Linked DNA regions of Homo sapiens: region 1 is linked to region 2. The links are chromatin loops, found by intact Hi-C in ENCODE. Cell type or tissue: right lobe of liver. All regions are shown on one strand. Links, peaks and the distances in the headings refer to the core of each region. The heading gives the core; the rest is flanking DNA.

What was found. Hi-C counts contacts between places; a loop is a spot of excess contacts. Peaks named below come from ENCODE experiments on the same cell type or tissue, not always from the same donor. Only the 100,000 strongest peaks of a DNase experiment are listed, where the experiment ranks them.
Region 1: it touches region 2 in a loop (2.4-fold over the local background); 2 of 110 quality-filtered maps call a loop at or near these places.

What each region holds. Positions count from the first base shown.
Region 1 is chr3:171,958,709-171,961,622 of GRCh38, forward strand. It overlaps LOC105374217 (a long non-coding RNA gene), which reads left to right. Exons shown (of 4, transcript XR_924718.4): 3 at 779-880. Among named protein-coding and RNA genes, the nearest start is that of TMEM212-AS1, 59 kb to the left of the region's middle. RefSeq lists an enhancer at 1,838-2,338. In right lobe of liver, for the core only: no CTCF peak of the experiment used is centred there; DNase peaks (open chromatin) are centred at 1,173 and 2,382; H3K27ac peaks cover 679 bases.
Region 2 is chr3:171,903,605-171,906,518 of GRCh38, forward strand. All of the region lies in intron 1 of LOC105374218 (a long non-coding RNA gene), which reads left to right. Among named protein-coding and RNA genes, the nearest start is that of TMEM212-AS1, 4.3 kb to the left of the region's middle. In right lobe of liver, for the core only: no CTCF peak of the experiment used is centred there; no DNase peak of the experiment used is centred there.

The sequences.
Region 1 (2,914 bases), core at 114-2,613, 55 kb after region 2:
GGGAATTCAGAGAGAAACGGATATAGCCCCTGCCTTCAAGGAGTTCAGAGACTTGTGGAAGATGTGGACATATGAGAAATTAAATTCACTCTATTTTTATTTATTTATTTGAGATGGAGTCTTGCTCTTGTCACCCAGCCTGGAGTGCAATGGTGCAATCTCAGCTCACTGCAGCCTCCGCCTCCTGGGTTCAAGCGATTCTCCTGCCTCAGCCTCCTGAGTAGCTGGGACTACAGATGCCCGCCATACGCCTGGCTAATTTTTGTATTTTTAGTAGAGACAGGGTTTCACCGTGTTAGCCGGGCTGGTCTCAAACTCCTAACCTCAAGTGATCTGCCCGCCTTAGCCTCGCAAAGTACTAGGAGGATTACAGGCATGAGCCACCGCACCTGGCCTAAACTCACTCTAATGGAATACACATCACAATGCAGATTTTAAACAAGCACAGGAGGGATTTAGGGATGGCTGGCAGCTGAATGTGTCTCAAGATTAGTTTACAAGGCACTTACAGTGGAGGGGTCAGTCCAGGAAGGGAGCCTGTGTTGTGTACCCCATGTAACGTGCTGGAAGCCCACAACAGTTTGTAACAGCTACACTGTCAGGTCCTTAGGACAAACGACTCATAAGTATCAAGAAATGAGAGAGATTAGGCTAGAGCCAGTTTCTTAAGAATCTTGTGTGCTAGACTAAGTAATTTAGGCTTTGTCTTATGGGTAATAAAGGCCCAAAGTTGGTTTTAAGGAAAGAGAGTGACAGGAATTGTATTTCTTTTTCATAGGAGATAGAGATTGCATCTGACTGGGACTAAGCAACCCTCGGAAGCACCAAACCTCACCTCCCTTCTCAACACCTGACTCCGGCCTAGGGCCTTCCCACTGAGGTAACTGATGTCAGATGACACCCCCAAAACCCAACCAGGCTCCAGATTACACCCTAGGGCTTCCCAGAAGAGCAGGGCTCCTGAGTGCGAGCTGGAAAACTAGTTTACCTGTGGGAAAATCCAGCTCCAGTACCACAGAGAAAAGCCCCTGACAAATTGCTGAGAGTCAGCAGGAGGGAGGACCTGACATTTCAGAAAACACTTTTCCTCTCTCTTTGTCCTTCCCGGTGTGTGTCGTTAATTGCGAGGCTGTCTCCATAGCAAAGTCCAAAAAGCACCTTGGCATGTGTGTGGGAGTGTTATCTGGCAGAGCTGTGTCAAGCCATAGGTACATTTTGAGTTTGATACCCAAGTAAACTTTCCGTGGTTCATGCCGCCCTCCCCAAAGGTTAAAAGTAATAAGACCGTCTTTGTGCCTTCGCGGTCTGACTTTTCACAGGCTATTATGAAGAGGGTTGGGTGGGGGTAGAATGTATCCATATAATTTGCATGTTAATGTTTGTTCTATAAATATCCACTGAGAAAGGAAAAAACCACACTTCAAAATATGCTTCAAGAGAACATTTCAGTTTTTATGATCCAAGTGCCAAGAAGTAAGAAAAAAAGAAATCAACTCATTTTTCATTAATTTATTACAAGTTTCAGATATCGATAGTTATATTCAGAGTTTCAGTTACAACATCATAATTACATGCTTTTAAAACTCTGAATACAATAAGGAAGTTCAAGAAGAGATTCCTTTAACAGTTTCTATTTCTTCCCTTCCTTCCCTCAACAAACACGTCTCAACCACTTGAGTTAGCTGCAGGCTCACCAGGCCCCAGACTGTGCAGGATTCTAGGGCTGCTCAACATGGAGCACCTCACCTGCAGGAGCCTAAATAAAGTTGGCAAGTGCCCATCAATCCTTTTCATAAGAAAAGCAAAGGGAGGCCGGGTGCAGTGGCTCACGCCTGTAATCCCATCACTTTAGGAGGCCGAGGCAGGCAGATCACGAGGTCAGGAGTTTGAGACCAGCCTGGTCAAAATGGCAAAACACCATCTCTACTAAAAATACAAAAATTAGCCGGGCATGGTGACGGGCGCCTGTAATCCCAGCTACTTGGGAGGCTGAGGCAGGAGAATCTCTTGAACCGGGGAGGCAGAGGTTGCAGTGAGCCGAGATCGTGCCGCTGCACTCCAGGCTGGCCGACAAGAGCAAGACTCTGTCTCAAAAAAAAAAGAAAGAAAGAAAAGAAAGAGAAAGGAAGGAAGGAAGGAAAGAAGAGAAAAGGGAACCATATTGCAGTGACCACATTCATCAGGAATATTCGGGGATCCGTGGATCAGGATATGAAGCTTTTCTCCTAAAGGGGACAACAGAAAATTCGTCTTGAGGAAAATAGTGTGGGGAGTAGGAGTTTGGCTTCTGTCCTCTAAAACTTGCCTGAGAGGGTGGACCTCATGGGCGTTTCCACAGGGTGGCTTATGGGGCTTTGCTGTTACCTGCTGAATCACCCTCCCACATCCTGGCCTGCCTGCCTGTTCCCCGCCGGGAGTGTCTGCCGGTGACCACACTTACTCAGGGAAAGATGAAGTCACCACCTGCATGAGTTTCAGGATGGCCAGAGAATGGCCCCTTCAGATAGACTGGAGCCACCCTGGGGAGGTAGGGAGGCTACCTTTTTCTGTGTACTTAACCTAACCATTTGGGAAAATCCTGAATATGACTTGGAAGTTCTTCACAGCTTTCTTCACAATTTCCATTCCCTTAATGTCTTGTGAAAAGAGAACTTCATGTTTCTCTCTATATTAAACGTGTGTGTGTGTGTGTGTGTGTGTGTGTGTGTGTGTGTGTGTGTTTGCGCACACTGGGGTAGGGGAGTTAACCCCTAAGCTTTAAAAATAACAACAATAAAAATTACAGTGAGAGTGAAAGCTACTGGGAAGCATAGGTTAGAAAATCTGGATTCTGGGTTCAGTGTTGACCTTGTGTGACCTGGAAAACACCAGTTGACCTCTGTGAGATGCTTTTCTTCATGGGGATGTGGCATCA
Region 2 (2,914 bases), core at 243-2,742:
ACCCTACAGTGCAATAGAACACTAGAACTTAATCCTGTTGTCTACCTATAATTTTATGCCTATTAACCAACCTCTCCCTATCTCCCCTCCCAGCCACTAGTTTCCAGCCTCTAGTTACCACTATTCTACTTCTATGAGATCAAATTTTTGAACTTCTACAGATGAATGAGAACATGTGATATTTATGGTATTTATCTTTCTGTGCCTGGATTCTTTCACTTAGTGTCCTCCAGGCTCACCCATGTTGCCACATATGACAGGATTTCATTCTTTTCTATGGTTGAATAATATTCCATTATTGCATTAGTCCATTCTTGCATGCTATCAATACCTGAGACTGGGTAATTTATAAAGAAAAGAGGTTTAATTGGCTTGCAGTTCTGCAGGCTGTACAGGAAGCATGGCTGGAGAGGCCCCAGGAAAATTAACAAGCATGGTGGAAGGTGAAGAAGAAGCAGGCATGTCTTACATGGTTGGAGCAGAAGGAAAAGAGAGATGGGGGAGGTGCCATACACTTTTAAACAACCAAATCTCACAAGCACTCACTATCATGAAAGCAACATCGAGGGGGAAATCGGCCCCTGAACAAATCACCTCCCACCAGGCCCCACCTCCAACATTGGGGATTACAATTTGACATGAGATTTGAACAGGGACACAGACCCAAACTATATCAATTATATACATGATGGCCATTTCGGTTGTTTTCATAACTTGGTTATTGCAAATAGTGCTGTGCTACACATGGGAGTAAAGATATCTCTTAGACATACTGATTTCATTTTCTTTGGATATATCTGGTAGTGGGATTGTTAGATCATGTGGTAGTTCTGGTTTTAGTTTTTTGAGGAACTGCCACACTGTTTTCCATAATGGCTGTACTAATTTATCTCCTTTTTTTTTCTTTCTCTCTTTGGAATAAAGAGGTTCTTCTAGACTTCCACCTCTCTTGTAAGACCAGCAGAATCTCCCATAGTGTATCTTCTCTGGGACTGGTGGTTCTGCATTGGGAACATGCCTTGGAGCTCCTAGTCTGCAGCACCCACAATGCCCAAAGCAGGTATTGGCAGCTTTCTTAGCAGCAAAGGTTTTTGAAGCATGGAGAACAGAACCTTTCTACCTTATTTTTCACATTGATGAGTATTTTATAATTGCTTTACTTAGCAAGCCGGGGAAATATGTAAGTAGTCATCAGTTTTACAGATGTGAGAATTAAGGTTCAGAAAGGCTAAATGACTTGCTTTAAATAGTCACAAAATTGTGTCATTAGAGAGTTAAATGAGAACTCTCTTTTCTACTAAAACTACATACTTCTTGGGATAGAGATAAATGACACAGTAATGCAGGAAGTACACATGTTGACTTAATAAGGGGGCAGAGGTGAAGCCTAGAGAAAGAGGTGAAAGAAGTCTGGAAGAGCACAGAGCGATCCAACAGAAGTCAAAGGTCGTAGGAAAAAATAATTATGTGGCTCTAACAGCTTAAAAATGCCTATTGTATGTGTTCGTGGTGAGTGTAGTGGTTCTTGATTTGATCCACATGTTTGCCAAGTGGCTCAGCTTCATTCTTATAAGAGCAGGATGAAGGCTTCCCTCCTACCCTGGTGCTTGGTACTACCTCAGACTCCTAGACAACTACCTGCCCCCCACCCTAAACCATACTGGGACTACCAGGCTGGCTCCAGAGGAGTGCATAGGCTGGGCAGGCTGCACTTTCCTTCATTGTCTCACCCCTCAGTTCCTCAGAGCACCATTGACATGAGGCTGTTGGGTGTAACATCTATACTCAAGGTTTGATGTTGGTTAGAGAAAGTATCTCTGGAAAGATGCCTGTGGAGCTGGTATCAATGATTGCTTCTAGGGAGAACTCGTGGCTGGAGGAGGCGGGAAGTGAGCATGGCTTCCTTTCACAGTATATGCTTTGTGTAGCTTTTAAATTTTGTACTCAATGTGTTTATTATCCACTCAAAAATAAAAATGAAGACAAAAGCTTTGCTGCCACGCTGGAGTGCAGTGGCGTGATCTCAGCTCACTGCAAGCTACGCCTCCCAAGTTCATGCCATTCTCCTGCCTCAGCCTCCTGAATAGCTGGGACTACAGGCACCCGCCACCACTCCCAGCTAATTTTTTGTATTTTTAGTAGAGACGGGGTTTCACCATGTTAGCCAGGATGGTCTCGATCTCCTGACCTCATGATCCACCTGCCTCAGCCTCCCAAAGTGCTAGGATTACAGGTGTGAGCCACAGCGCCCGGCCTGGGCTGGCTTTTTTGGCTTGGAACGACTCCTCTAGTCCCTTCCTCTCCTAGTCAGGGTCATATTTCAATTCTTCACAATGAGAATCTTCATTCACTTAAACCCCAACTTCCTCACCACGACAATGGCATGCCTTGCCCTAGAATTCGTCTCAACAACCAGAACAATCCATAGGACACAATAACTAAAAGGAATCCAGTTCTCAAATCTGAGTAATTTTATCTAGAATAGCAATTATAGAATTTTCTATTCACTCTAGATTACAAGTGCATCCAGAGTGGCCTTTGGTGACCCAGTTCCCAAAATTTTCAAGGTCCCTCTGCCAGGGTCAAGTGGAGACATTGTGTCTGGAATTGGTGGGTTCTTGGTCTCACTGACTTCAAGAATGAAGCCACGGACCTTCGCGGTGAGTGTTACAGTTCTTAAAGATAGTGTGTCTGGAATTCGTTCCTTCTGATGTTCGGACATGTTCGGAGTTTCTTCCTTCTGTTGGGTTCGTGGTCTCACTGGCTTCAGGAGTGAAGCTGCAAACCTTCGCGGTGAGAGTTACAGCTCTTAAGGCGGCGCATCTGGAGTTGTTTGTTCCTCCCCTCCAGAATTGTTCATTCCTCCCGGTGGGTTCGTGGTCTTGCTGGCCTCAGGAGTGAAACTGCAGACCTT